Regions from separate parts of the Mus musculus genome. Here region 1 is linked to region 2. Evidence: chromatin loops called from intact Hi-C (ENCODE). Cell type or tissue: heart. All regions are shown on one strand. Each heading gives the region's core, and the rest is flanking DNA. Links, peaks and the distances in the headings are about the cores only. Region 1 has its middle 18 kb from the start of Ypel2. Region 2 overlaps Gm33742 (a long non-coding RNA gene).

Region 1 (15,110 bases), core at 2,925-10,924, 170 kb after region 2:
ACCTAGTGGGTTTAGTCTTAACATGAAAAACTTCAATATAGTGACAGGGGTACATTTTCTATGTCCTAGGAACTGGTACAGACAGCTTTCATTGTTTATTTATCTGTTTATTTATTTATCTGTTTGTTTGTTTACTTATTTATTTGACAGGGGACATGGTGTTACATTGTAGCCCAGAATAACCTGAAACTCACTGGTACCCAGAATAGACAAGAACTCATGGCAGTCCTCCTACCTCACCCTCATAAACACTGGATTCAAGATGTGAACTGCCACTTCTTGCTTGGTTTTCATTTCTTTAAATATTAAAATTAACTGCCAGGTGTGGTGGCACACACCTTTGATCCCAGAGTTCAAGAGGCAGGAGCAGGCAGTTTTCTTGTCAGTTCCATGTCAGCCTGGTCTACATGGTGAGTTTCAGGAGAGTCAGGGCCTTTACACGGAAAGATTCAAAAGGAAAAAAGAAAGAGAAAAGAAAAGAGAAGAGAAGAGAAGAGAAGAGAAGAGAAGAGAAGAGAAGAGAAGAGAAGAGCCGGGCGGTGGTGGCACATGCCTTTAATTCCAGCACTTGGGAGGCAGAGGCAGGCAGATTTCTGAGTTCAAGGCCAGCCTGGTCTACAAAGTGAGTTCCAGGACAGCCAGGGCTATACAGAGAAACCCTGTCTCGGAAAAAAAAAAAAAAAAGAAAGAAAAAGAAAAAAGAAAGAAAGGAAGAAAGAAAGAAAGATAAAACAAAGAAAGAAAATTAAATTAAAACAAACAACTACCTGGCCATAGAGCCTAAATTCTGCTCTCCCATGTCTGGCAAACACAGACTTGTCTCCTCAGATTTTCCAAGGTCTCACAGGTTAGCCAGGCTGGACCTTCTTACCCAGCCCCTTTGTTCTCCCTGTGGCTGTGCAGGGACTTCCTGTAGATTCACTGGCAGCACACCAGACCAGGAGTTTCCTGTCGTCAGTCTTCGAATGTCTTAAACAACACTACTGCTTGTTAGTTTGTTTACTTTATTCATTTGTTAATGCTGGGAATTAAACAAGTGTCCGGCCACGGAGCCCCGTCCCCCTCAGCCCAATACAACCCAAGCTCCTTGGAAGTTTGTCCATGGGTAGCCCACAGGTGCTGTTTGCTCTCTGGGCCTCATGTAGCCCAGGCTGGATGCAAACTCACTAAGTAGCTGAGAGCAATTTCGAATTCCAGGTCCTCTTTCCTCTGCTTCCCAAGTCCTGAGCCTCCCTCCCTGGCTTTGAGATGTTTCTTGTGATAATAGCCCCGTCAGCAAATGGGCAGCTGGAAACTTGAGACCACACACAACTGCTGGGGTGTGTGTGTGTGTGTGTGTGTGTTCATTTTCAGAGAAGAACAATTGCATAATCCTATTGTATCCAAAGCTGTCGAATGTGATGTTTTCTGAGTGAATCCATTGTGTGGTTTGTTGTTTGAAGTATACTCCCATTAGTTACCGAGGCGCGCCAGGGGAAAATGGGAATTCTACACTGGAAGTTTCCACAGACCGTTCACTGTCTGTTTTCAGTAGATGACATTTCACGGTTTACTGTGTCCTGTAATAACATTTTAAATCACTCCCCCACACATATATTTATTTTAGGGGACACCTATGTAAAGGTCAGAGAACAACTTTAGGCAGGCAGCTCTTTCCTTTCACCATGTGGGCTCTGGGGCTCGAACTAAGGACATCGGGTTCCGTGGCGAGGGCCCATACTCACTGAACCATCTTGCCAGCCTGCACTACAGTGATCCTTCTTCACTAAGTTAAACTTCACAAAATAGACAAAGGTTTGACAAAACTGCATTTTAAATTTTTATGTGCATGTGTGCCATGTGTGTGTGTGTGTGTGTGTGTGTGTGTGTGTTTAAACATGGACCTATAAGTGCAAGTGTCTATAGAAACCAGAAGTTCCCCTGGAACTGGAGTTACGTGTGGTTGTAAACAGCCTAGTGTTGGTTCTGGAGACCAATCTCTATCTGGTCCTCTGCAAGAGAGGTGCACAACACACTCTTAACTGCTGGGTCATCTCGCTAATCCTGTCTATCTGTCTGTCTGTCTGTCTGTCTGTATATATGTTTTGAGACAGAGTCTCAACTGTAGCCCTTTGCTTGGAACTCCCTATATAGACCAGGCTGTCCTTAAACACAGATTATACCTGCCTCTCCCTCTCAGTTGGGATTAAAGGCCTCTGTGACCACCTCTGGCCTGCCCTGCTTGCTTTTTTGGTTAGTTGGTTGATTAGTTGTTGGTTGGTTTTGGCTTTTGGAGACAGGGTTTCTCTGGGTAGCCCTGGCTGTCCTGGAACTCACTTTGTAGACCAGGCTGGCCTTGAACTCAGAAATCTGCCTGCCTCTGCCTCCCTAGTGCTGGGATTAAAGGCGTGTGCCACCACGCCCGGCTGTTTTGTTTTGTTTTGTTTTAACATAGGGTTTCCTGTAGCCCAGACTGGACTCAAACTCATTCCGTATTTGAGCATAACCTTGTACTTTGTTTTTGTCTTAGGTGTGTGTGAATATGTATGTTCTCTTGAGTGTGTATATGTGTGTGTTTGTGTGTGTATGTGTGTGTATGTGTGTGTTTCTGGAGGGCAGTGTTAGCTGTTTGGGTGTCTTCTAACACTGCACATTAGATATTTAGGCAGGATCTCTCACTTGACTGGAGAGCTCACAGATTCGCTGGTCTAGCTTTCCAGGTTGTTTTGGGGATTCCCCCGTCTCTGCCTCCCAAGCACTGGGAATACAGGCAGAGAGTCATGTCCCCCTGTCTCTTACGGAGTGCTGGGGACGCCAACTCTAGTCTTCCCTTACATAGCAAATACTTTCCCACTAAGTCATCTCTCTTGTTCCAACCTTAAAGTTTTTATTGTTTGTTTGTTTTGTTTTGTTTATGGTTTTGTTTTGAAATAGCCCTGATTGTATAGTCCTGGCTATCCTGGAACTCATTAGGTAGTACAGTCTGGCCTCAAACTCGACAGAACTCTGCCTACTGAGTGCCAGCATTAAAGGTGTGTACCACCATGGCAGGCTAACTTTAAATTCTGGTCCTCCTGCTTCCACCTTCCAACTGCTGGAATTACAGAGGTATCCTACCCTCCCCCTCCAAGCTATGGTTGTGGGTTTGGGTTTTTTGTTGTTGTTTTTTTTTTTTTTTTGAGGGGGGTTGTCTTGTTTTGTTTTTCTTTTTGGAACAGTGTTAATTCATTAACCCGCATGTCGACTGTTGATGATTCAGCCAGCTAGACACCGAGGCCCGGCTGCCCAAACAAAGGCTCATTATTCTATACACCAGCTAAGGGAAATTGATACGCTGAGCTGAGTTTACAAAGGCTGAGTGGTTTCTGGGATGCTGGCACGCTACCAGAGTATAGAGTGCTTAATAAATCTGAGGCCAACTACCCAGACTTTAGGCGACATCATCTAGGCAACTCCTTTTTCAAACAACACCAAAATGGAATCTATTTCTATTACCCAAAGACAATTCCATCTGATGCCTAGCAACTTAACTAGCCAGACGTTTAGTCTCAAATGATGGCAATATTCCAATTCCAGCAATTTCTTGGGGGTAAAGAACACCCTACACTGGCCAGGGATAGCACCATATGCCTTTAATTCTAACATTCTGAAGGCACATTCGGGTTAATCCCTGTGAGTTCAAGGTCAGCCTGTCTATATGGAATTGGACTGACTTTTTAATTTATTTATTGAGATAGGGCCTCACAGTTTACCTTGAAGTCCAGGTTGGTCTTGAACTCACAGAGTTCTGCCTGTCTCTTCCTCTACATTAAAGGTGTGTGGCAGCAGGTCTGGAATACTGTTAGTTCTTTGAGGCAGAGTCTCATTCTATAGGCCTTGCTGGCCTGGAAATCACAGAGGTCTTCCTGCTTCTGCCTTCTTTCCAGGCCTTGCCATCAAACCTGGCCCAGCTGACTTCAGATACATTAGGGTTAGAGTTCAGACTTGCTTATAGAGCAGAATCCTCTGGACATGTCTGAAACAGACCAAGGCAATTCTGATTTAATTGGTCTCAGGTGGAGCCCAGGCAGAAGTGGCTTTAAAAGTTTCCCAAGTGACAGGGCACCAAGATGGCTCAGTAGGGGAGGGTGCTTGCTGCTGAGCCTAAAATCCTAAGTTTGGTCCCCAGGACCCACATGGCAGAAGGAAAGAACCCATTCCCACAGTTGTCCTCTGTCCTCTACATTCATGCCATCTGCATGTACTAAATAAAATAAAATAAATAGCTATGTTGATTATAAGTACAGCCAATGGTGAGACTATGGATCTGGGGTCTTCTATCCATTTTACTCCTCTGCCTGTCCCTCATATTGAGAGCTGAACCTAGGGTCTTGCTAGGCAAGTAGTGTGCCACAGAGTACAATTCCTTCTCTGAGACAAAGTCTTCCTATGTAGCCCTGGCTGGCATGTAACTCACTATATAGACTAAGCTGGCCTCGAACTTACAAAGTGCTGGGATTAGACACATTGCCACCATATCAGATCTCTTTACCTTTTTTTTTTTTTTTCAGATTCTTTTGTAGCTTCTAGTAGATGGGATTGCAGGCCTGGTTTCTCTCTCTCTCTCTCTCTCTCTCTCTCTCTCTCTCTCTCTCTCTCCTGTGTGTGTGTGTGTGTGCATGTGTTTGTGTCCCCGTGTGTGTCCCCGTGTCTATGTGTCTGTCTGTCTCTTTCTGTATGTCTGTCTATCTGTCTCACCTCAACCTTGGTCTGTGCTAGAGATTGAACCTAGAGCCTCCTGTATGCTGTGTATGCTAACCTACCTGTGCTCCAGCCTGAAGATCTTGAGTTGTGTGTGCACACATTCATTCATGTGTGTGTGTGCGTATGTGTGTGTGTGCGCGCGTGCGTGGAGAGGCCAGAGGTGATGTCTTCCTCTCCTTTTTTTAGTTTTTCAAGACAGGGTTTCTCCTGGCTGTCCTGGAACTCACTCTGTAAACCAGGCTGGCCTCGAACTCAGAAATCCGCCTGCCTCTGCCTCCCAAGTGCTGGGATTAAAGGCGTGCGCCACCACTGCCCAATTTCTCCACTTTATTTTAAGACAGGGTCTCTCACTGAACCCAGAGCTCACTGATTCAACTAGACCTGCTGGCCGATGATCCAGCGATTCGCTTCTCCCTGCCCACATTGCTGAAGCTATAGACTCATTGCTCAGCTTTTACCCTGTGCTAGGGATGGAAGCTCAAGCCCTCCTGCTTGGGCCATGGTCTGGTTGTCGTTTTGATACAGGGTCTCACATTGTAGCTCAACAGTATGAGGGCCTCAAGATTGAGGTGGTCTCCTACCTTGGCTTTCCAAATACTGGGATTATAGACGTAAGCCACTATGCCCAGCTTAACTCAAGACCCTCTCTTCAGAAGAGGAATCTAGAGTCGGCACCGTGCTCTTCTCTGCTCTCTGCTGAGCCCTCTCTTACCTGCCTCCAAGTACTCCGCTGAGCAAGTCACAGAAAGACTGGCAAGAAGCCACAAAAGCAGAGCTATATTCCGCAGTGAAGCCTGTTATGGGGTGCAGGACACATCACCCTCAGAAATAACCCAGTAAGTAAGCTGGATGAGGGTCGTCAGCCGAAACTCATTTCTCGAAAGGAAATTAACGTCTGTCTCCAGCCTAATGAGGACCTGCGCTTCTGGCTTTTGTTGTTTTGTTTTGAAAACCGGGTCTCACTGTGTAGCCCTGGCTAGTTTGGAACTCAGGATGTAGACCAGGCTGACCTCAAATTCCCAGAAACCTACTCGCCTCTGCTGGGATTAAAGGCACAAGCCACCCCACCCCACCCTCCAGTTTCCTGGTTTTATTAACATTTGTTACAGTGAAGGCACCAATCAGTACATTTTTAAATCCAATAATTCCCATTTCCTGAGATTTTACGTAATGTTGTTTTTCTCTTCTTACTGGCATCTCAGCCAAAATATCAGGTTATAGTTTGTCAACTTTCTCTACTGTAGTTACACACACACACACACACACACAAATAAATCAATGTAACTTCTGTTTTTGTTTTTTTGTTTTTTGTTTTTTTTTTTTGAGACAAGGTTTCTCTGTGTAACCCTGGCTCTCCTGGAACTCACTCTGTAGCCCTGGCTGGCCTGGAAATCACATATCCACCTGCCTCTGCCTCCTGAGTGCTGGGATTAAAGATGTGTGCCACCAGGCCCAACCAGGTTTAGCTTTTGTTGTTGTTGTTTGTTTTTTTGAGGCAGGGTTTTTCTGTGTAGTCCTGGCTGTCCTGGAACTCACTTTGTAGACCAGGCTGGCCTTGAACTCAGAAATCCGCTTGCCTCTGCCTCCCAAGTGCTGGGATTAAAGGCGTGCACCACCACGCCCGGCAGCATTTTTTAAAAATAAAAACAGGTGTGTTCAGATTACCAAAAGAGAACAATTCGGTAGTTCCCACAACCCAATGCAAGACTGACTCAAATCATAATTAGGTCTAGGGAGACCTCCTGTGGTTAAACTTGGGTATAGCTTCCCAGTGTCCGCTTTCCAGGCCTGGTCATTCCTAATGAATCCAAGAGTTCTCTCTTCACCCCAACCAGCCTCAGGCAAAATCTAAGAACATTCTGGGAGCATCACTACCAGTAGAGGCCAGATACACGCTGAGCTTCCTATAACGTTCGGGATCACCCTGAAATTTAAAAATTTGAGGCCAAGAGCTGTGAATACAACTATAATGGAGAGAGCCAAAGATCCTCATTTTTGGGGGGGGGGGTGCTGGAGAGATGGTTCAGTGGTTAATACTACTGAATGCTCTTCCAGAGGTCCTGAGTTCAATTCCCAGCAACAACATGGTGGCTCACAACCATCTATAATGGGATCCGGTGTCCTCTTCTGGTGTGTCTGAAGACAGCTACAGTGTACTCATATATGCATAAAATAAATAAATCCTTTTAAGAAGGTTGTGGAGAGATACATTCTTTTATTTATTTAGGATTTTAAAAACACATTTTGTTTATTTTTGCTTTGCTTTGGAGACAGGGTCTCACAGGCTGTCTTAAACTTACTAGGTATTTCAGGTTAGCCTTGAACTTTTAGCAATCCTGCCTCAGCCTCCCGCAAGCTGGGATTACATTTCCCAGCTGTGTAAAACAGTTCCAGGGGATCTGAGAAGCTCACACAGATACACATGCAGGTGAAACACTAATGCACATAAAATAAAAATAAATAACTTAAAAGTTTCTTGATTAATGATCATACTCTGGCTTTAAAAAAATGTCCTTTTTTATTTTGTGTGTTGGGGTGCTGTGCACACATGCCATCATATGCCTGCCATCATATGCCATCAGTGGTCAGGGGACAGTTTGTGAGAGTCAGCTCTCTTCCACCACATGGGTTGCTGTCCTCACCCTGGACAGCAAGAAACTTTGCCTGCTGATTCATCTCGCCCTCCTCCCACCCCCACCCCACCCCCATCTGCTCTTTTTTTTAAAATTTATTTATTATATGTAAGTGCACTGCAGCTGTCTTCAGACACACCAGAAGAGGATACCGGATCCCATTACAGATGGTTGTGAGCCACCATGTGGTTGCTGGGATTTGAACTCAGGACCTTTGGAAGAGCAGTCGGGTGCTCTTACCTGCTGAGCCATCTCACCAGCCCCACTCTTTTTTTTTTTAAAGATTTATTTATTATTATATCTAAGCACACTGTAGCTGTCTTAACCTAACCCTGATGCACCAGAAGAGGTCGTCAGATCTCATTACAGATGGTTGTGAGCCACCATGTGGTTGCGAGGATTTGAACTCAGGACCTTCGGAAAAGCAGTAGGTGCTCTTAACCACTGAGCCATCTCTCCAGCCCCCACGGCTGCTCTTATATTGGACACAGGCTCACTCTGTAGCTCTGGTTGGCCCAGACCTTACTGTGTACCAGACTGATCTCAAAGAGTGCCGGGATTAAAAGTGTGGACCAAGTGGGGCGGTGGTGGCACACACCTTTAATACCAACACTCAGGAGGCAGAGGCAGGCAGATCTCTGTGAGTTCAAGGCCAGCCTGGTCTACAGAGTGAGTTCCAGGACAGCCAGGGCTACACAGTGAAACTCAGTATTAGGGGGTGGGGGTGGGGTGGAGTGGGGGATAGTTGTGCACCCCCAAATCTGGACTGCTTTTCCTTTTTTAATTAAAAATTTCTCATAGGATATATTTTGATCATGTTTTCCCCTCCCCACCCAATTTTAAGTTTTATATTCTCTCTCAAAACAAAAAGAAAAACAACAAAACAAAACAAAACAAAAAAACTATACACAATAACAGAATGCCAGAACCAGAAATCAAGAAACAAAAACTCCCTACAAAAACAAAATTTAAAACAAACTGGCAAAAGACTAATAACACAAAAAAAGGCCTAAACAAAGCAAAACTAAGGAAAAAGTTCATAAAACACCATTGAGTTTGTTCTGTTGAGCAGCTACTTTTTGGCATGGGGTCTCCTGGACTGTGGTTGATGTACTCAGTGACACTCCACTGGCGAAAGCAGATTCCAAAACTGGTTTTCCACAGACCACAACCTCAGCTCTTTCTATTTATTGTCTATTTACTTACTTACTTACTTACTTACTTATTTACTTACTTTATTTATTTATGTACATATCAGCTTGGGGAGCTGTTTGTTTTTCTTTTGTCTTGTTTAATGCACCCTAGGACCACCTGTCTAGGGGTAGTAGCATCCACAACGGACTGGACCCTTCTATGCTTATCATTAACAAAGAAAATGCCCCGTAGACTTGAGTCTAAGCCAACCTGACATAGGGATTTTCCTAATTGTGACTCCCTCTTTACAAATGACCCTACTTTGTGTCAAGCTGATTTAAAAAAAACAAAAACAAAACTAACCAACACACTGAGTTGTCCTTTTAAAATTGTGTGTGTGTTTTGTACTTCTGAGTGTCAAATCTAGAACTTCTTCCAAGCTAGGCAAGTATTGTATCACAGACCCCCATCCTCAGCCCTTTTTATTTATTTATTAATTATTTACCTACTTTATTTATTTGTGTATGTGTGTGCGCGCACACACACGCATATTATCTTCATCCCTACTTTTTACTTACATTTCATTTTGAGACAGGGTCTCACTATGTAGCTCTGGCTAACTTGAATATAGTTCACTGTGTATACCAGGGCTGGCCTCTGCCTCCTGAGTGTTGGGACTAAAGGCATGAACCACTGTGCCTACTATTTACATCTTTCATTGCTTTTTTTCATTTTTTAGAAAATGTACATATGTATGCCACACACATGCCTGGTGCCCTCCATGGCCATAGGAGGGTATTGGCCTCTGTAAACTGGAGTTATGGTTGTTGTAAACCACCACATGGATGCTGAGAATCAAATCCCTGTCCTCTGCAGCAGTATGTGCTCTTAACCACGGATTTGCATATTTGCCATTATTTGCATATTTTATTTAGATCAGGGTCTCATTACATTCTCTAGGCCAGCCACAAACTCACTGTGAAACACAAGTGCTCCCGATCCTGTGTGGCTGGAATTACTGACCTACTAGTCTCAGCATAAGTTAGGGGACAGGAAAGACTGAAAGAGAAACCTGATAGGCCCTGGATGGCCTGGAATCTTAGCATAATCTTCTGGCTTCTGTTTGAGATTATAGACCTGCAGCATCAGGCCCAGCAATGTTTGAATGTTTGCTTTCTATAACAGAGCCTCACTCTGTAGCTAAGGCTGCCTTCTTAATCATGGCAACAGGCAACAGTAATCAGTCTCCCAACTTCAGGGATTATTACACACAGACTAGAGCCACAACACTCTTCTCTCTCTCTCTCTCTCTCTCTCTCTCTCTCTCTCTCTCTCTCACTTCCTCCCTTTCTCTCTCTCCCTCCCTCCCTCCCTCCCTTTCTCTTTCCCTCCCTCCCTCGCTTTCTCTTGACCCTAACCCTAACTCTAACCCTAACCTCTAACCCTAACCAGAACCCTAACTACCTTCTGGGTTCACTTCCCACAGCTCAGGGAAGCCACCAAGCTCACTTGCAGGGTACAGAACCCAGAAACTCACACACTGGAGGCAAGCACTCCACCAAATGAGCTACATCTCCAGTTCTCTTTTTCTTCTTGTTTTCCTAAGAGTCTGGATAATATTCTTCTGAACGATTATACAAATATTCAGTGCCACAAGCCATGCAAACCTTGGCCACTTTTTTTTTTACTACAACCTCATAAAATGTTTTACTGTTCCCCTAATTATTAAGTAGGTTTTTATTAGCTTGTGCTGTTTTCACAGATGGAAGACAGTGCTAACTGTGCAAAGCTGCAGGCTAAGAGGACCTTGAGATCACTTTGATCAAAAGCTGTGTAGAGAGAGCTGGGAACATAGCTCAGAGGCAGCAAATGCCCAGCGTACGGAGGCCCTAGATCAGTCCCCAGCCAGGAGGAGCAATGGGGGAAACTTATACTAGGGCTTCTGGGGCCTCCACGGAAAACACCTGCAGTTGGAATTTTCGTTTAATAACCTGTTGCTTCTGAGAGCATTATCTACCTCTGAAGATTTTCTTTTTAATGTACTGGGTTCCATTCCTAAAGCCTTTTAGTTAGCATAGGTGCTGGGATTCAAACTCCTCACAAGCACACTTTCAACTGAGCCCTCTCTCCAGCCCCACCAGATAACTTTTTTTTTTCTTTATTTACATTTCAAATGCTATCTCGAAAGTTCCCTATACTCTCTCTCCCGCCCTGCTCCCCTACCCACCCACTCCCACTTCTTAGCCCTGGCGTTCCCCTGTACTGGGGCATATAAAGTTTGCAAGACCAATGGGCCTTTCTTCCCAATGATGGCCGACTAGGCCATCTTCTGCTACATATGCAGCTAGAGACATGAGCTCTAGGGGTACTGGTTAGTTCATATTGTTGTTCCACTTATAGGGTTGCAGACCCCTTCAGCTCCTTGGGTACTTTCTCTAGCTCCTCCATTGGGGGCCCTGTGTTCCATCCTATAGACAATTGTGAGCATCCACTTCTGTATTTGCCAGGCACTGGCATAGCCTCATATGAGACAGCTATATCAGGGTCCCTTCAGCAAAATCTTGCTGGCATGTGCAATAGTGTTTGGGTTTGGTAGCTGTGGATAACTTTTAAGCAGGGGACTGGTGAGCATCCATTCTTTGTGAGACATTTCACCCAGGGAAGAGATGTACAAAGGCCCAAGGACAGAATGTGTGGAGAAAGAGTGAAGGGGCAGCATGAAAACTCACTGGGTCATGGAAAGAGTAAGAGATGTGGCAGAGACAGGAGGCTGAGGGAAAGACAGAGACACCATAAAGGCCTTTGGCTTTCTGTTGAAAAAGGAAATCTGAGGAGGGATTGTTTTGATTTAAAATTTCCATTTATGTGTTGGTGTGTACATGTGTCCTGTGTTGAGGGACCCAGAGAGGCTAGAGGAGGGCATTGGATGCTCTGATGCTGGAGTTGAAGGTCAGTCACCTCCTGGGAGGGTTTGGGGAGAAAGGAGATGTGGTATGTCTTTGTTGCTATGACTCAGTTTTGATTTCTCTTGTGTGTGTGTGTGTGTGTGTGTGTGTGTGTGTGTGTGTGTGTGTGGCTTCCTTTGTCTTGTTTTTATGAGACAGGTCTCATTACATAGCCCAGACTGGTCTGGAACTCATAATCTTCCTGTCTTTGTCCCCAGGCTGGGATTATGTACACCATCACGTCAAGTTGACCCTCCCTTCCTTCCTTCCTTTTCCCTTTGACAGAGCCTCTATATAGGCCAGGCTGGCCTGGACTCGCAGAGAAACACTGGCCTTTACATCTAAAGTGCTGAGACATTAAGGGTGTGCGCCATCATACCCTTGTTGGTTTGTTTAAAATTTATTTTATTTTATTTTATTTTACTTTATTTTATGTGCATTAGTGTGAGGGTGCCAGATACCTTGGAACTAGACTTACAGACAGTTGTGAGCTGCTATGTGCATGCTGGGAATTGAACTTGGGTCCTTTGGAAGAGCAGACAGTGCTCTTAATCACTGAGCCATCTCTCCAGCTCAAAATTTATTTCTTTTTATGTGTTTGTTTGCCTTCCTGTGCACCAAGCACATGCAGTATCTACGGGGGCCAGAAGAGAGCGCTGGAGCTGTGGAACTGGAGGTAAAGATGCTCATAAGCTGTCAAGGTGCTGGGAACCAATCCTGGTTCTCTAAAAGAGCAACAAGTGTTCTTTATTGCTGAGCTATCTCTCCAGCCCCTTGACTATTCTTTTGTGTTCTTCTTTAACTTTGTTGCAATTGTTGTTGTTGTTGTTGGTTGGTTGGTTGGTTGGTTGTGTGAGTGTGCAAAGGTTTGAACCAGCACACACCTGGAGAAAGTCAGAAGAGAATCTAATAGAAGCCACTTCTACCAAGTGGGTCTTGGGGATAAAACTCAGGCTTGGCACATACACTTTTACCTACTGAGCCATCTCACTAAGCCTGAATTAATGGTTTTGGGTTTGTTTGTTTATCTGTTTATCTGTTTGGGTTTTATTTTTTGAGAGAGGGGTTTCTCTGGTTGTCGTGGAATCCACTCTGTAGACCAGGCTGGCCTTGAACTCAGAGAGTTACCTGCCTCTGCCTCCCACGTGCTGGGATTAAAGGGGTGCACCACCACATTTGGCTTTGGTTTTGTGTGTGTGTGTGTGTGTGTGTGTATATATATATATATATACACACATACACACATATATACATATATATGAATGATATATAACATATCACATATATAATATATCATATGTACATACATATCATATATCATATATATGGCATGTGTGTATGTATATGATTTATTTCTTTTGTGTGTGAGTGTTTTGCCTGTACTTTATGAATCTCTCCACCACACTAGCACCTGATGCATGCAGAAGTTGTGAGCTGCCATGTAAGTGCTGAGAAATGGACTAAATCCTAAATCCTCTGCAAGATGGGACAAGAACTCTTGACTGAGCCACCTCTCTAGCCCCTGACATATCTTTAGCTGGATTTCTTGGGCAGCTTCTTTAAGCACAGACTAAAGAGGGAAAGAAACTGTGAGAGATTCTGCAGTGATACAGGAAGGAAATGGTTTGAACTGATGTCTAGGCTGTGGCACTGAGAGAAATGAATGATCCAAGTTACTGAGTCTGGTGGCTCAGGCCTGTAAATCAAGCCACTTGGATGCCTGAGGCAAAGGGTTCATAAGTTCGAGCCCAACCTATGCAATTTAGCAAGACCCTGGCTAGCTAAGAAGTTAGTTTGTTTAAAACATTTTTTAAAGAATTATTTATTTATTTTATGTATGTGAGTACATTGTGGCTGTCTTCAGACACACCAGAAGAGGGCATCAGATCCCTTTACAGATGGTTGTGAGCCACCATGTGGTTGCTGAGAATTGAACTCAGGATCTCTGGAAGAACTCTGGAAGAATAGTCAGTGTTCCTAACCACTGAGCCATCTCTCCCCCCCCCCTTCTTTTTTAAAATGTATTTATATGAATACACTGTAGCTGTCTTCAGACACACCAGAAGAGGGCCTTAGATTCCTAATTTTTTTTTTTAGATTATTTTATCTTGTATATATAAGCATTTGGCCTGTTGTGCTTGCCCATGTGTTCCTGGGAACAGAACCTAGATCCTCTGTAAGAGCAAAAAGAGCTGTCTGTGACTAAGCCATCCCTCTAGCTGCCCTTTGTCATTTTAGGGTAGTAGCTCACAATGAGAATTCCAATGCTCCAAGAGCGAGATGGGACCCAGAGACAGAGACTCCCCCAAGTTCACCACCAACTAGACTGGTATGTCCTGGTGAGCAACAGAGTTGGTCTCAAACAAGATGCAAGGCACACTAGATTGCTTTCTGACCTCTCTACACACACACTATGGAGCATGCATGCACACACACACACACACACACACACACACACACACACACACACACGTCATTTAAACTAGATGAAGATCATTTTACAATAATAACTTCTTTGGCTCAAATCTGATAGTTCTGCATGATTCACAAATCCACCTGGAGAATTGCTTCACTTCTATAACAAAGCCAGGTTCGAAGCAGAGAATGAGGAAGTGTGAAAGAGGTTAAGAGTCTAGGTCAGGAGAGCTAAAGCCTTCGCTGCAGAAAGCTCAAAGCTACCTGCAATGCTTAGAGAGGCTCAGAAATGGCTCTAACAAGAAACAGAAGTGGGGGGCTCCCCCACTCTCCTAGTCTTCCATGCAAGGACAAATCACCTGTGAATGCTTAGAAGAATGCCCTCGTTAACAAAGAGTTCAAGATTAAAACTGAGTATGTACAACACAGATGTTTTACTTAGAGAATTCTCTGCTATGTTTGATTCAGCTTCCTATATAACACCTAGCAAAGCCAGCATTAATTTTTAATGGTGGTTCATGCCTTTAGTTCAGCTCTCAGGAGGCAAAAATCAGGTGGCTTTCTGAGAGTTCAAAGCCAGCCTGATCTACAGAGGCAGTTCCAGTGAAACACTTTGTTTGTTTGTTTGGTTGGTTGGTTTTTATTTTTTGAGACAGGGTTTCTCTATGTAACAGCCCTGGTTGTCTTAGAACTTGCTTTGTAGACCAGGCCTCCAACTCAGAGATCCGCCTGTCCCTGCCACCTGAGTGTTGGGACTAAAGACATGTGACACCACCACATGACTTGAGACATGATGTTCTTTGCAATAAAAATAAACAAAAAGCACTCTACACTGGCCGTGGTGGCTCACAACTGTGAGAGGCAGGAAGCGCCTAAGCACAAAGTCAAGTGACTAGATATTAAGACCCTGTCTATCAGGACCTGGTCTCGGGGCTGGAGAGATGGCTCAGTGGTTAAGACCACTTTCTACTTTTCCAGAGGCCCAGAGGTTCAGTTCCCAGCACACATACTGGTTGTTCTCAGCCACCTGCAAATCCAGATCCTAGGATTTGGTGCCGCCTTCTGGGCTCCTCAAGCACACACACACACACACACACACACACACACACACACACACAAATAATATGTCTTCTTTTGAAAAGTAGAAGTATCAAGGGTTGTAGATATAACTCAGTGATAGAGAACTTGCCTGCCCTGCCTAAGGCCCGAGGCTACAAGAGGTCTATCTATAAATAAATGAGATAAGAGAAGAGAAGAGAAA
Region 2 (15,110 bases), core at 4,307-12,306:
TCCTAAAACAGGGGACTTTGTTATCTTTATTCCAAATTCTGAGTGCCTTTCCTTCTGGAAATTAGCAGCCTGCAGTCATACTGGGTTTCTTTGTTGTTGTTATTGTTGTTTGTTTGTTTAAATTGTTCCTTTGATTTTTCCTTGGTATTCAAACTTGCTTTCTATTGCAGTGATAAAACACACCAATAGTAATAAATAAATAAATAAATAAATACATTTATATATTGTGTGTATGTTTATCTGCACCTACTATACGTTAAAGTCTTCTTAAAGGTGTATACAAATTTATTTTGAAGCTGTTCAAGAAGTTTCTTACTCTATTTTAATTTCCCTACTGTCTAAGTTAGGGTTTTACTGCTGTGAACAGATGCCATGACCAAGGCAACTCTTATACTGACAACATTTAATTGGGTCCAGCTTACAGGTTCAGAGGTTTAGTCCATTATCACCAAGGCAAGAGCATGGCAGCATCCAGGCAGGCATGGTGCAGGAGGAGCTGAGGGTTCTACATCTTCATTTGAAGGCTGCTAGCAGAATACTGGCTTTCAGGCAGCTAGGATGAGGGTCTTAAAGCCTACACCCAGAGTGACATACCTACTCCAACAAGGCCACACCTACTTCAACAGGGTCATACCTTCTAATAGTGCCACTCCCTGGGCCTAGCATATACAAACCATCACACCTACTATGATTAAATTGTGTCTGCCAAATTCCATATGTGAAAAAGTTATTTGAAAATGATAGCTGAGAGACAGAACTGTTGGCAGGTGGCTCTCTCTCTCTCTCTCTCTCTCTCTCTCTCTCTCTCTCTCTCTCCCCCCCCCTCTTTGTTGATTTTCAAGACAGGGTTTCTCTCTGTGTAGTCCTGGATGTCCTGGAACTCACTCTGTAGACCAGGCTGGCCTCAAAAATCAGAGATCCACCTGCCTCTGCCTCCAGAGTGCATGTACAGATGCTAAAAGTTCTTACCTAGTGTACACACAGCTTCAGGTTTGTCCCCAGCACCACATAAGCTGGGCGTGGTGACATAGACCTGTGACAACAGCACTCAGGAGATGGAGACCAGAGGATCAGAAGTTCAAGGCTATCCTTGGCTTCTTATTGAGTTTGAGGTTAGCCTGGGATACATTAGGCCTTGTTGGTTTGTTCGTTCGTTCATTCGTTCATTCGTTTGTTTTTTATTTAAATAGGAAACTAGGCACAAGTGTGATTCCAGCTCTTTTATTTTTTATTTTTTTTCTTCAAAGATTTATTTATTTATTTATTATATGTAAGTACACTGTAGCTGTCCTCAGATACTCCAGAAGAGGGCATCAGATTTCGTTATGGATGGTTGTGAGCCACCATGTGGTTGCTGGGATTTGAACTCGGGACCTTTAGAAGAGCATTTGGCACTCTTAACCACTGAGCCATCTCGCCAGCCCGTGATTCCAGCTCTTGTGAGACCGAGACAGAAATATCATGAGTTCAAGGCCATTCTCAGCTACATAGTGAGTTTTGAGGCCAGCTGGGCAACATGTGACTGTTTAAAACAACAACAACAAAAATTCTAGAGCATGAGGTAGCAACCCTGTGTTCTAGATAATTCTTTCAACATTGGACAAACAAATAAAACACCATCCTACCTATAGAGAACATCTGGTATGAGAAAATGACACAATATGGTTTTTCACACATATATTTTAAGCTTATTAACTTAAGTAAGCTTAGTAATATTCAGTAACAACCAAAAGATGGGTTCTTTAATATTTTTATCTCATCCTTCTTAGTTTTGGGGGAGCATTATTCAGCAATGTTCTTTATAAATTGGAAAAGAGAACATCCTTTACCCTCACTGACCGAAAGGAAATAATTGAAACTTTTTCATTTTAAAAGCAATTGTATCAATTCTAGTCTAAGTTTGATGATGTGGCATTTATCAGACAACTGCCTTTATTGTAGATGGGGCAGCATTTTTAAAAGAAACTGTTCTTGGTGAATACTTTGATCTTCAGAATAGACAAGCCACTTTGATGGTTGAATATTTATCTGATTAATGTGATGGAGCCAAGGCAATTAGGACAATAGGAAAGAATTAATATGTTTCTTCCTTAGCCAATTCACAAAGCCGACAACGACTCCTATGCATGGTAGCCAAACCAAAAATCATAATGAATATAACATTTTTAAGGGGAAAAATGCTGTAGACTTTATTCAGAACCCATATTTTATTTAAACAAATTAGTTATTTGGAAGCAGAGCTAGAACCTATTTAAATGATTTTAATTTTTTAAAAAGGTGTATTTATTTATTTTATGTATATGAGTACACTGTAGCTGTACAGATGGTTGTGAGCCTTCATGTGGTTGCTGGGAATTGAACTCAGGACCTCTGCTCGCTTGGTCTCTGCTCGCTCCAGCCCAAAGATTTATTTATTATTATATGTAACTACACTGTAGCTGTCTTCAGACACACCCTAAGAGAGGGTCAGATCTCATTACGGATGGATATGAGCCACCATGTGGTTGCTGAGATTTGAACTCAGGACCTTTGGAAGAGCAGTCAGTGCTCTTACCCGCTGAGCCATCTCACCAGCCCCTGATTTTTTTAAAGTTTGTTTATTGAGTTAGTTAGGTGTGTGTGTACCAAAACAAGATGTCCCTGTAGACGTCAGAGGTCAAGTTTCAGGAGGTGGCCTTCTACTGTGTGGGTGCTGAGAATCAAATCATCAGGCTTGGTAGCAAGTTTCCTTACCCATGTCCCATCAAGTTTAATCTCACTGGTATACCCAAAGAGGGATTTTTAGTATCAATTTAATCCTGAGAGTTAACAGAAAGAGGGATACTCGGGGGAAAAGATAAAACTCACCCAGGTGTGGATGTGGGCTTCTCGAGGGACTGCCACGTGTTGCTTATCATTTGCCAGGCATGTACATGTTCACGTGTGTGCACAGGTGCATGTGGAGGCTAGGTTGGTTTCCGGTGTCTCCAATAAGTCTCCACCTTGTTTTCTAGGCAGGGCCTCTCACTGAGCCTGGTGCTTGACCATTCAACGAAGCTGTTTGGCCCAGGAGGGCCTGGGATCCGCCTGTCTCGGTCTCATTTAGCACTGGGATTACAGGTGTGTGCCAGCCTACCCGGCTTTTTATCTGGGTACTAGGGTTCCAAAGTTGGACACCCATCCCTTCCCGGTAGGCACTTCCCTACCTGAGACATTTCCTCAGCCCCTGTTTGTGTTTGTGTTTGTTTATTGAGATACAGACTCGCTAGGAAGCTTTGGCAGGCCTGGAAACTTGCTATGTAGACTGGATGGCCTCAAATGGAGAACTTTCTCCTTCTGTCTCCCAACTGTTGGGATCAAAGGCACATGCCGCGATGCCCAGCCACTGGCTTCTATCTGAGACAGGCTTTTCCTTTGTAGGCCAAGGTAGTTTCCAGCTCGCGATCCTCCCACCTCAGCTGTTCATACCCTGAGCTTACAGACGTGTGCCATCATGACTGCATTCAAAAGTCAATCAAGCCGGGCAGTGGTGGCGCTTGCCTTTAATCCCAGCATTTGGGAGACAGAGGCAGGTGGATTTCTGAGTTTGAGGCTAGCATGGTCTACAAAGTAAGTTCCAGGACAGCCAGCATGGCTATACAGAGAAACCCTGTCTTGAAAAACCAACAAAAATAAAAAATAATAAAAAAATAAAAAAGTCAATCAAAATGATGAGGCTCACATTAGGAATTTAAATAATCGCTGTAAAGCCAACAAAATGGCTTATCCAATATGGGGCTTGCTACCAATTCTGATGACCTGAGTTCAATTCCAGGGACCAGCTGTATCGTGAGCAAAAGGAGAGAACTGACTTCTGCAAGTTGTCCTCCGACATCCACAAAAGTGCTATGGCATGTGTACACACACACACACACACACACACACACACGTGTGTGCGCGTATAATAATTTTTTATTGTCTCTCTAAGAGCCAGGTGTGGTTTGCATGCCTGTAATTCCTGAGTTTAGGAGATTAAGGCAGAGTATTGCAAACTAAACACCACTGAGGGCTACATGGAGAAAAGCCTGACTCCGAAGCGAGGTTGGTATACAGTCCCTTCATGATTAGAACACCTCTAACTGACTAGAAATCCTGGTGATGAACACAGGAAGGGCTGAGCTTCATTGGGTTCACAGTCTACAAGTCTGACACTTCCACAGACGCTACCCATTTCTCTCAGTCCTCACAAGAGGCCTCTGAGGAAGCTGCTAGGTGCATCACAGCTGGACATATAAGAACTAGTAATGCCAAAACGGCTCAACTGGGCTTCAGGGCAGTTCCCGCCATCTCGGAATCACTGAATGCAGAACAGAGAGATATTCCAAGCTAGAGATCTGTTAAGTCTCATTCATATATATCTGGCAACTCACACGGAGAAGAAGTTGCTAGAAGAATGTGATGACCATACAGAATTCACGGGAAGGACACCCCCCACCCTCCCAAGCCCCCCCCCCCGAGATTCTTAGATTCCCAACATCTACTGTTTGCCCCTTGGCTCTGGAAATGAGTTACTATGAGTGAATGTTTAATTAAATTGACTTTGCCCAACTTAGGTCAGAGAAGACACAGGGGTCCCTGATAGCTATCTCAGGATATTGTGTCCACTAAATTAAAGCTTCATACCATGTGAGTGAGCAAGGCTCTGGGTTTGGGGGAGGGTTATTTTCAGGGCTTGGGCTTGAACTCTGGACCTTGTCTGTGCTAGGCAAGTACTCTACCACTGAGCTATTCTGTGGCTCAATGTGTACATGTATAAAATAGGAATAAGTATAATCTCTCTGTGTTTTATTTTTGTTTGTTTGTTTGTTTGTTTGTTTTGAAACAGAGGCTCGCTGTGTAACTCAGACTGAATTCCAACTCGTTTCGAATTCTTCTTGCCTTAGGCTTTGAGTTCAACATTTGAGATTGTGGGCTTGAGCCACCAATGTAATTTAAAAGAATTTTACAAGCAGTGAGATGGCTCAGCAGGTAAAAGTGCTTTGCCACCAAGCCTGATAGCCTGAGTTTGATCACTACAACTCACTTGGTAGGAGGAGAGAACTGACTCTGGAAAACTGTCTGACCTCCATGTACATGGCTCCCTTGCACACGCACACACGTGAGCGCACAAACACATACACACTTGAATATACATAAATAAGTGTAATAAAATTAGAATTTAATTTTACCATGTTAATTTGTTTTGTTGTTGTTTTAGACAGAGCCTCATGTATCCCAGGCTGGGCCCAAACTTGCTATTATTGTAGGCAAGGACAGTGCCAGTTGAGGTGAAGTGCCCACATTACAAAGGGGAGGGGTCTGTTTTCAGGGCTGTTTCCTCTGTCAGGGGTCTGGATGAAACCACTGACCAGGCTGCGGAGCTCCAACAACCCTAGGTGCTGTTCTGTGGCCTCTCTCAGGGGCAGTGGAAGGAGATACGCTCAAGTGATTTCTGCCAAGCTAAGCAGATGGCGCTGTGCTCTGCCGTGGCTGCCAGAAGCTAGAACCCACTACGGGCTTAGGGCTCTATACAACACTTTACACTCTGCTCTTAGGCTCACGCTCACGAGGGTGGGGTGGCAGGGGTGAATAGAATAGTAAGAAAGTGTACAGGTGTACAGAAGCCAGGTGGTGGTGGTGCATGCCTTTAATCCCAGCACTTGGAAGGTAGAGGCAGGCAGATTTCTGAGTTTGAGGCCAGCCTGGTCTACAAAGTGAGTTCCAGGACAACCAGGGCTACACAGAGAAACCCTATCTCGGAAAAAAAAAAAAAAAAGTGTGCAGGAGCAAAGAGAAGGGCATTTGGAGAGTAAATGAGGGGGAACCAATGGAGGAAGGGGGAAGGAAGGAAAAAGGAGAGGCACGGTAGGTAATTTTAAAGTGCAACTGGAGGAAAAGGTTAAAGAGGATGTTTAAAGGTGACGCACACACAGTTTTTGGAGGTATGTTTTCACATACCCTAGGCTAGCATCGTAACCAGTCAAGCATGAGGATGGCCTTGACCCTTCTGACCCCCCTGACTTTATCCCCCAAAGTGCTGGGCATGTAGTCATGCCTTGCTTGTTACAACCTTTCTGCTATGCTAGGGATGGAGCCCAGGGCTTCATGCATGCTAGGCAAGCATTTTACTAATTGACCCCCAGCCCCAGCCCTTGGGTTTTCTTTCTAAGGGAAGGGTGAAGAAAAGGTTATATTCTCAAGCATTGTTGTTTATAAGATGTGACTCTTTGCATTATAAAAAGCAGTCTTATAAAGCTGCTGGCAGGGGTGGTGTCTAAGGCTCTGAGTCTAAGGCCAGCCTGGTTTACCGTAAAAGTTCCAGGACAGCCAGGGCTACACAGAGAAACCCTATCTTGAAAATCAAACCAACCAAACAAAAGTCGTCCATTCACGTGGTCAATGACCTAAGCTGAAACCTCAGTCATTACACAGGGATTAGTTTGCATGAGAAGGTGTTTGAGGAAGGTAGGGAGGCAGCAGAGAGAACTAGGATGGAGACAACAGCTGGCAACCTCATCCCATTAACACGATAAAAGGCTAGGTTCTTGTCCACGTAGCTAGAACCGTAAGGATGTTTTTGTGGTTGTTGAATGTCCTTTTCTGTGTCCATGCTGATTTTCCTTATTGCCTTGTTTCCCCAAGACAACCAAGTGACCTCGCCTGAGGATTGTTGTTACTCTGTGAAAACTGTTTATCTTTGGTAAGGGAACGCTCTGAGACCAGCTGTGGGCTGCCAACTACAGGGTATCAGGGCCATTTTTTTTCTCTTTTCTTTATTTGTGTGTGTCCGTGTGTGTAGGTGAGCACACATGCCTGTGAAAGCCAATGGTTGATATGTCATGTTTTTCCAGTCTCTCATGCTTTGTTATTTTGTTGTTGTTGTTTATTTGCACAGAATTCTATTACACAGAATCTCACGTAGCTCATACTGGCCTGGAACTCACAGTGTGGCTCAGAATGGCCTTGACTTTCTGATCCTGCTTGTCCTTCCTGAGAACTGGGGTGATAGAGCTACACCACCCCACCATTTTTCAAGGAATACTTGGGATAGGGCCTGCAGCTTGATGTAAACTAGGCAAGCACTCTACCAACAGCTTGAATTCCATCACCTTATTTGTTTAAAGATTTTATTTACTTTTATTGTATGTGTCTCAGTATCTATGCACCATGTGTGTGCAGTGCACCTGAAGGCCAGAATGGGGAGTCAGACCCCCTGAAACTGGAGTTAGGTATAGTTGTGAGCTGCCATTTGGGAATTAAACCTCGGTTCTCTGGAAGAGCAGCAAGAACTCTTACCCACTGAGTCATCTCTCCAGACCTGGCCACTTTGTTACAGTTACGTTTCAGGGTTGTTTGGTTGTTTTTGTTATTTTGTTTTGTTTTTGAGACAGGAATTCACTGTGTAGCCTTGGATAGCCTTGAATTCACTATGTAAGCCAGGCTGGCCTCACACTCTCAGAGATCCACCTGCCTTTGCCTCCTTAGCTGCCACTATATTCTTTGAGGCAGGGTCACTGGCCACTGAAGTTTCCAGATCTGCATGCAGGAGCGCCTGGATATTGCATTTAATGAAGACTTTACCAACAGAGCTATCTCCCCACCCCCAGGGCCATTCCCCCTCCACTTTCTCAGTCAGGTCCTAGGCTTGGAATTGTACAAAACCCAGGTGACAACGTATAACTAAATGTGGAAGAAGGAGGCTCTCCCTGTTTCTCTACAGTTGTTGAGCAACTCCTTAAGTTGCTGCTTCAGGAATGCTCTTGGCCTAATGGCAACACCCTTTCTACAATAGGGGCAGAGGTGAGAGGGAGCTACTGCCCTCCAGTGGCTCCTATGGTAACTACATCAGGGACTGCATTGCTCAGGCAGGGCCATCAGGAAAGACCAGGGTAGAACAGAGCAGAGGAAAGTAGATTTGACTAGCGAAAGAACTAGTAAGATTTCAGGCATTACTGCAAATGTGACCTAATAAACTCAGCTCTGTAAAGGACAGAAAAATTATAGATTATATGAGCTGTAGGTTTTCAATAATTACATACTTCCTTTATAGCCAGAGAAGGTATATGCAAAGTGTAAGTATTCATATTGCACTAACAGGAATCACAAAAGCTAGACACACTGGATAAGTAAGCCAGATGTGGTGTGTCACACTTGCAATCTCAGTGCTTACAAGGTGGAGGCAGGGGCATAGGGAATTCATGGATAGCCCTGGCTACATGGTGAATTTGAAGCCAACCTGAGCTACAATGAAACCCTGTCTCAAAAAGCAACCTGGGGCCAGAGGGATTGCTTGATGGTTAAGAATACTTGTCACATTGCAGAGGACCTAGATTCAGTTCCTAGCACCCACATGACACTAACAGCCATATGTAGCCCTGGTTCCAGGGGATCCAATGTCCCCTTAGGTCTCCATAGGTACTGCATCTGTGCAGTGTATAGACATACACACAGGCAAAACACTCCAGAAAATGAAATAAACTAATCTCTTGGCTGTTTAAAAAACAAGCAATCAAAAACTAGATGAGGTTACAAAAAATTAATCAATGTTATATAAAATTTAAAATTTTAAATTTAAATTGTGGGAGGATGTTAAAAAATTGAAATCTACGCCAAAGATAATAGTGCAACTGCTATGGCAAAAAAAAAATGGAAGTGCTTCAAAAATTAAGCATATGGTACAATATTGATAAAGCATTTCCACTCAAAAGTGCCTACTGACCACAATTGAGGTCAGGGACCTGACTAAATAATTATATCATTTTTGATGGTAACAACCAAAATGTAGGAACAACCCAAATGTCTACTGAGAGATGAATGGGTACAGAAAGTTTGTAAATACATACAACAGACATTATTCAGCTTATAAAAGAAGATTAAAAGGACATTGTCATTCATGGTACAACGTGAATGAGTCTCCTAGCCAGGACGAGCCAGTCACGTCATGGAGACAGAGAGTGGAACAGTCATGGCCAAAGAGAGCGAGCGAATGGTTCCTGTTTGCCAGGTACAGAAAATAGATTTGGTTTTGTTGTTTTGGTTTGGTTTTGTTCTGGAGATGGAACCTAGGTTTTTCTGCTTGGTAGCAATCACTGTGTCACCGAGTTGAACTCCCAACCAGAAATTGTGCTAGCATTCTAGAGCTAGGTGATTGTGATGGCTTTATGAGTTGTTAATGTTAAATGAATTCATCTTTTTTACAAAACCTCATTTGGACACATTGAAAACTAATCCCTGCATTCCTTTTGTTATGCAACTTTGTACATGTGCGTGTGTGTGTGTGTGTGTGTGCACGCGCGCACACACACACACACACAAATGCATTCCTTTCTTTTTTTTTAAAGATCTATTTATTTATTTTATGTATATGAGTACACTGTCGCTGTCTTCACACACACCAGAAGAAGGCATCAGATCCCATTACAGATGGTTGTGTGGTTATGTGTGGTTGCTGGGAATTGAACTCAGGACCTCTAGAAGAGCAGTCAGCGCTCTTAACTTCTGAGCCATCTCTCTAGCCCATACACAAATACTTTTCTAGATTACCAGGCTGGCTTCAAACTCACAGAAATCCTCCTGCCTCTCCCTCCTAAGTGCTGGGATTTAAAGCTACCACACTCAGACCATAACTCGGGGTTTTATTACTTTGCCTTAATCATGGACTAAATATATTTTTCTTGATAAAATTATTTTAAACTAATAAACTTGAAAGCCTTAAAGGCCATTAGACTGAGCACTTTGGATGGGGAGACATTGAGGCAGGAGGATCTCAGGATTGAGGCCAGTCTAAGATACTGTGTATATACCAAGTTCCAAACCATTCTGAGTTACAAATAGAAACTGACCGTGTGTGTGTGTGTGTGTGTGTGTGTGTGTGTGTGTGTGTATGTGTGTGTGTGTGTGTGTGTGTGTATCAGGGCTGGGGGGAGTTAGGGGATTTGACTCATGGTAAAAAAAAAAAAAAAAAAAAAAAAAAAACCTTGCCTGGATATGCAAGGTCCTGGGTTTGATCCCTAGCACCATGAAAACAAGAAACAATTCGAAAGTTTCAATCATGAAAGTGTGAGGTTATACAACAAAAGGAATGCAGGGATGAGTTTTCCATGTGTCCAGTGTTTTACAAAAAGGAAAATGCTTTTACAACACTTCAATATATTAAATTTCTGCATATAGAGCCAGACTACAAAATTAGGACTCAACCAAAATTAAAGATGAAATGGAAAATATTTGTAAAGGTTTCACACCTACCTGAAAATAGATGATTCTGAGGCCTAGAGTGACTGTTTCTGAGCTGGGCAGGGTAGGTGTGGCTGAAATCACAGCACTTGGGAGGGAAGAACAGAACAATCAGAAGTTTGAGACCAGCCTTGGCTGCCTAAGACCTTGTTAACCCCTCAAAGAAGTTGTATTTATAAAACATGCATATTATGTGAGTCTTTTTAGTATTAATATAGAAATAAATGATGCCATGTCTACAAATGATACATAGTATTAATAATATTAAAGTAATAAAAACCAAGGTCATTATAAAAGCATCTCTAAAATGCTCAGTTTCTTCCTATGGCAGTTTCAGGATCTGCATCATCTGCCCCTACCCCCACTCCCACATAGCTGCGCTCAATGGTGTCTTAGCATCCTAAATAGGTCAGAGCTTGTTCTCACTTTGCTGCATGAGGATCCTACTGCAGGGAGATGAAATAACAGCTGAAGTGACACCTCAGCTGTCACCTCCCCCTGGGAAGCATGACTTCTTCCCAGGCCTGACAAACACCTCACCTTTGGTTTCTCAGAACCCGTGGGTGCACAGCTCTGCATCAACAAAAGAAGGAAAAGAAAATCAGATTCTAGTATTTCCATGGGAGCCGACCAGCTTGCCCAAAAGACTACTCTGTTTGGAAAAGCTTTTAAAGACCTGCTCTATACCACAAAGTCATGAGCTGCCTGGCTCCCGATAGCCTGCGACCTGCATCTGTTCATTATACGTGGTCCCAACACAATACTCATCTCATGGAAAGAAACAGAATATGAATGGAAATGGGAGTGTGCTTCTGTTTATTTCTTATTCAAAGAGTCCCAGCATCAGAAAACACTTTTCTGACCTCAGCATCCTGTTATTCCAGCTTAGCACACTTCACCTTTGTGAAGTCACCCTTCACTGTGTTTGTTCCTCTTCCTTAGTGACTTATTACCCACTCTCCGGATGCTCCACCTGACCAAGGGATCAAGGCTGTTTTCTCTGTATGAAGTAAGACTGTTAAAAATTCCTACGGCTCCGTTTTTTTTTTTTTTTTTTTCTGGGAGGGGGGCTATAAAGAGTATATGCAAATCAGTTAGCACAATGTCTAATATTAGGAAGTGACAAGTGAATGTGTTAAAAACAATGACAGGCCAGTCAGGCACAGTCATTTGCAGAGATGCTATTGCCCCCGTGGAGACAGGAATACAAAAGAGGGAGTTTGCAGCATGATGCTTTGAGTCATCTCAAAGGGCACACTTGCAGCCTTAGGAACCCATTCTCCTGCTGTCACACTCCAGTGATGTTCTGTCTTTCCTGATTCAGCCACTCATCCCCTGTCACAGCACTAACCCACACAGGGAAAGAAAAGGAGAGAGGGAGGGAGGGAGGGAGGGAGGGAGGGAGAGAGAGAGAGAATAAAAGATGAATCAACATACGAATGAAAACTCTGTCCCTATTTGGAAAAGTTTGTCCTTGAAGCTTTTCTCTAAATAGTTATCTCTTAAGTTCTTAGCATTTTAGAATCTTTAAACACTATCCTGGCATCTTCTCCTGATATTTGGTATTAAGACACCAGTGCTAAAACATAATCAGTTCTGCCCAGCATGCAGAAAAGAGAAGGGTCAAGAGTTCTGAGTCCAGGGCAGGAAGAAAAGCAGGGCTGTGTGATTCAGAGCAAAGGGGAAACAATAACTCAGAAGCCTTGGCTAGCGGCCAAGGCTGCTTAGTGATAATCCAGATGGACTCCGGGCTCCCACAACTGCTTATCCCACCCGCTTCTAACCCTCTTCACTCAGCACATTTTTTTCCCTTGTTAAAGGCCACTCTTCTTGAAAATGGGATCTTTACCTTCTTTAAACTTACAGGAGTTCCTGGAAGTTTCCTAGTTAACCTTTGGAGGGAAAAGTATCTAGATTGCAACAATGTGGCCTTTCTAACCCTTGGCATCTGTTCAAATCTCCTTAGGGTAACTGAGAGGATCACATAGATGCAGGGATGTGTATAGATGCAGGGATGTGTAGCCACTGTAGGTTCAACAAAGGAGTGATATTTGAGCTATAGAGTCTAAACAAAGAAAGGAGGTATTATGTAAAAAGACACAAAGTTACTACATTTGGCAGTGGTGAGGAGAGGTGAGATAAGGTCTTACTCTGTAGCCCAGGCTGGTCTGGAACTCATTATGTAGCCCAAACTAGCCATCCTCCTGCCTCAGCTTCCAGAGTACAGTGATTACACGTGAAAGCCACCTTGCACATCTGGCTTTTGAATTATTTCAATTTAAGATGAAACAAGGAGAGTAACAACACTGATCCAGACATTCTATGGCCCTTTTCTCAATCCTGAGATGCATTCGAATGCTTTTGGTTGGAAGCGTAATTCCCCTGGGAACCTTTCCGGTTTTTTCTGGTATTTAAAGTTGTGAGACTGAATGAAATGTGAGACTGAAACATGGCTGTCGCTAGGGAGGCTCGCCCAAGCGCATGGAACTTGCTATAGCAACGACTTATGTATCTGGAAGCACCTGCAGTCGTGCTGTGTGGTCTGGCTTGTGAGAATCTTTCAGATCCTCAAATCACAGCATCCTGAGGAAAGTGTCAAATATTATCTTATTGCCTTTAAAATATATTTTACATTTATTTATTTACACTTACTTTGTGCTAGGGAAGTTATGTATATGTCGCTGCGAGGTCAGAGGACACGTTTGGGGAGTCAGTCCTCTCCTTCAACCACGTGGGTTACAAGAATTTAAAGAATTATTTATTTATTTATTTATGTAGATGAGTACACGGTAGCTGTACAGATGGTTGTGAGCCTTCATGTGGTTGTTGGGAATTGAATTTTTTAGGACTTCTGCTCCCTCCACCGGTCGGCCCCGCTAGTTCTAGTCCAAAGATTTATTTATTATTATACATAAGTACACTGTAGTTGTCTTCTGATGCACCAGAAGAGGGCATCAATCTCATTATGGGTGGTTGGGAGCCACCATGTGGTTGCTGGGATTTGAACTTAGGACCTTTGGAAGAGCAGTCAGTGCTCCTACCCACTGAGCCATCTCTCCAGCCCTGGATTACAAGAATTGAACTGAAGTCCTCAGGCTTGGAAGCAAGTGCCTTACCCACTGAGCAGTCCCCTTCTATAGATAAGAAATGTGAGGTTACACCCTTGCCTAATTTTAAATAAGTCATTCAAACTTTTAGCTGGGCATGGGATGCCTCCTTATAATCTCGGCATACAAGAAGCTGAGTCAGAAGAACTGAGAGTTCAAAGCCAGCTTGAGCTACATGGGTGGTGGGGGGGGGTTGGCGTGTCAGTTTTTTTCTTTAGTATTACAGCATGACTTCCAGTATAAAAGTAAGCTTTCTTTAATATAGAGAAATATTAGAAAATATAATTTTATTTTTCTTGTCTCATGGGTTGCTATTGTCTGTTTTTTTTTGAGACAAGTCCTAAGTATGTAGCCCTGGCTGGCCTAGAACTGGCTATATAGATCAAGCTGGCCTCAAACTCACAGAGACCTGCCTCCCTCTGCACTTTCCAAGTGCTGGGACTAAAGGTGCGGGCCTTTATTTGTTTGTTTTTTCCATTTAACAAAGATCTGGTGACTACTCATTGAACACGTACCATGAACAAGACATTGTTCTAAATCTTAGGGTTACCAACTATTGTACAGCTTACATCAGAATAAGAAGAGACAGGAAAGACATGAAGGCCAATGGGCAGCATGCAAGAGAACGCACACTAAAACAAACCCTGCACTCATGGTCTCTCTGCAGTCAGCACCTGTTAGGAGGCTGATCGCTCCCTGAAGTAATTTGTTCTCCTTTGGTGCTAGAGAGAGGGCTCAGTGGACAAGAGGACCTGAGTTGGGTTCCCAACATTCATGTCAAGTGCCTCACAGCTCCAGGGAACTCCAGAGAATCCAATGCCTGAATTTGGCCTCTGAAGTTACCTGCATTTACATACATATACACATACATACGTATGTACATGCATACATACACACATGCATGCATACATACATTCACATATACACACACAAGTAACTCAAAGTTAGCAAATCACTCTAGAGTGTTTTCTTCACTCTGCAACCGTGGCTACCTCAGTTCTCTTTCAGTCTACTTCTGCGTTACTGCTTTGCTCCCTCTCTAATCTCTAAATGCTGATCTCTTGCCAAGTACCACCCTGGGACTCCCAGCTTGGTTCTCTCCTCTGCCTTTGTGTTCCATTCAGTCTCGTAGCCTTTAAAATATACTGTTTTCTTGAGTTGGGGGTTCATGTGCACACCCGGCATGCAGAGAGAGGCCATGATCCATCTTTCTGTGGTTCCAGGGATGGACCTTGGATCATTAGCCTTGTACCTTGTATAGCAAGTACCGTAATCTGATGGGTTCTCCTGCTGGCCCAGAGTCCCAGAGCTTCTTTTTTTTTTTTTTTAAAGATTTATTTATTTATTATATGTAAGTACACTGTAGCTGTCTTCAGACACACCAGAAGAGGGCGTCAGATCTTGTTACGGATGGTTGTGAGCCACCATGTGGTTGCTGGGATTTGAACTCCGGACCTTTGGAAGAGCAGTCGGGTGCTCTTACCCACTGAGCCACCTCACCAGACCAGTCCCAGAGCTTCTAATACCCCCTTGCTCTGGTGAATCTCAGACCTCCCTATGCTGAAAGTCTGAATGTAAAACCTAGTGTATCTAAGAGCTCACCGGTCAGGATTACCAGAATGTCCCCAAGAAGCTCATGTATTAAAGGTGTAGCCCAAGAGCTTCAGACTCTCGGTAGATGGGATCTTGTGGGACATCCTTAGGTCACTGGGGGCACTATCAAAGGGAAATATGGGACTCTTCTCTCTCTCTCTCTGCTGTTGTTTTGTTTGT

The links. Peaks named below come from ENCODE experiments on the same cell type or tissue, not always from the same donor. Only the 100,000 strongest peaks of a DNase experiment are listed, where the experiment ranks them.
Region 1: it touches region 2 in a loop (4-fold over the local background); 5 of 42 quality-filtered maps call a loop at or near these places.

The regions. Positions count from the first base shown.
Region 1 is chr11:87,004,233-87,019,342 of GRCm38, forward strand. No RefSeq gene overlaps it. Among named protein-coding and RNA genes, the nearest start is that of Ypel2, 18 kb to the left of the region's middle. In heart, for the core only: a CTCF peak has its summit at 6,472; a DNase peak (open chromatin) is centred at 6,489; H3K27ac peaks cover 375 bases.
Region 2 is chr11:86,828,782-86,843,891 of GRCm38, forward strand. Gm33742 (a long non-coding RNA gene) reads right to left here. Exons shown (of 5, transcript XR_001780285.2): 4 at 10,243-10,318. Among named protein-coding and RNA genes, the nearest start is that of Gm51288, 16 kb to the right of the region's middle. In heart, for the core only: a CTCF peak has its summit at 7,825 (motif pointing left); DNase peaks (open chromatin) are centred at 7,820 and 11,940; H3K27ac peaks cover 1,724 bases.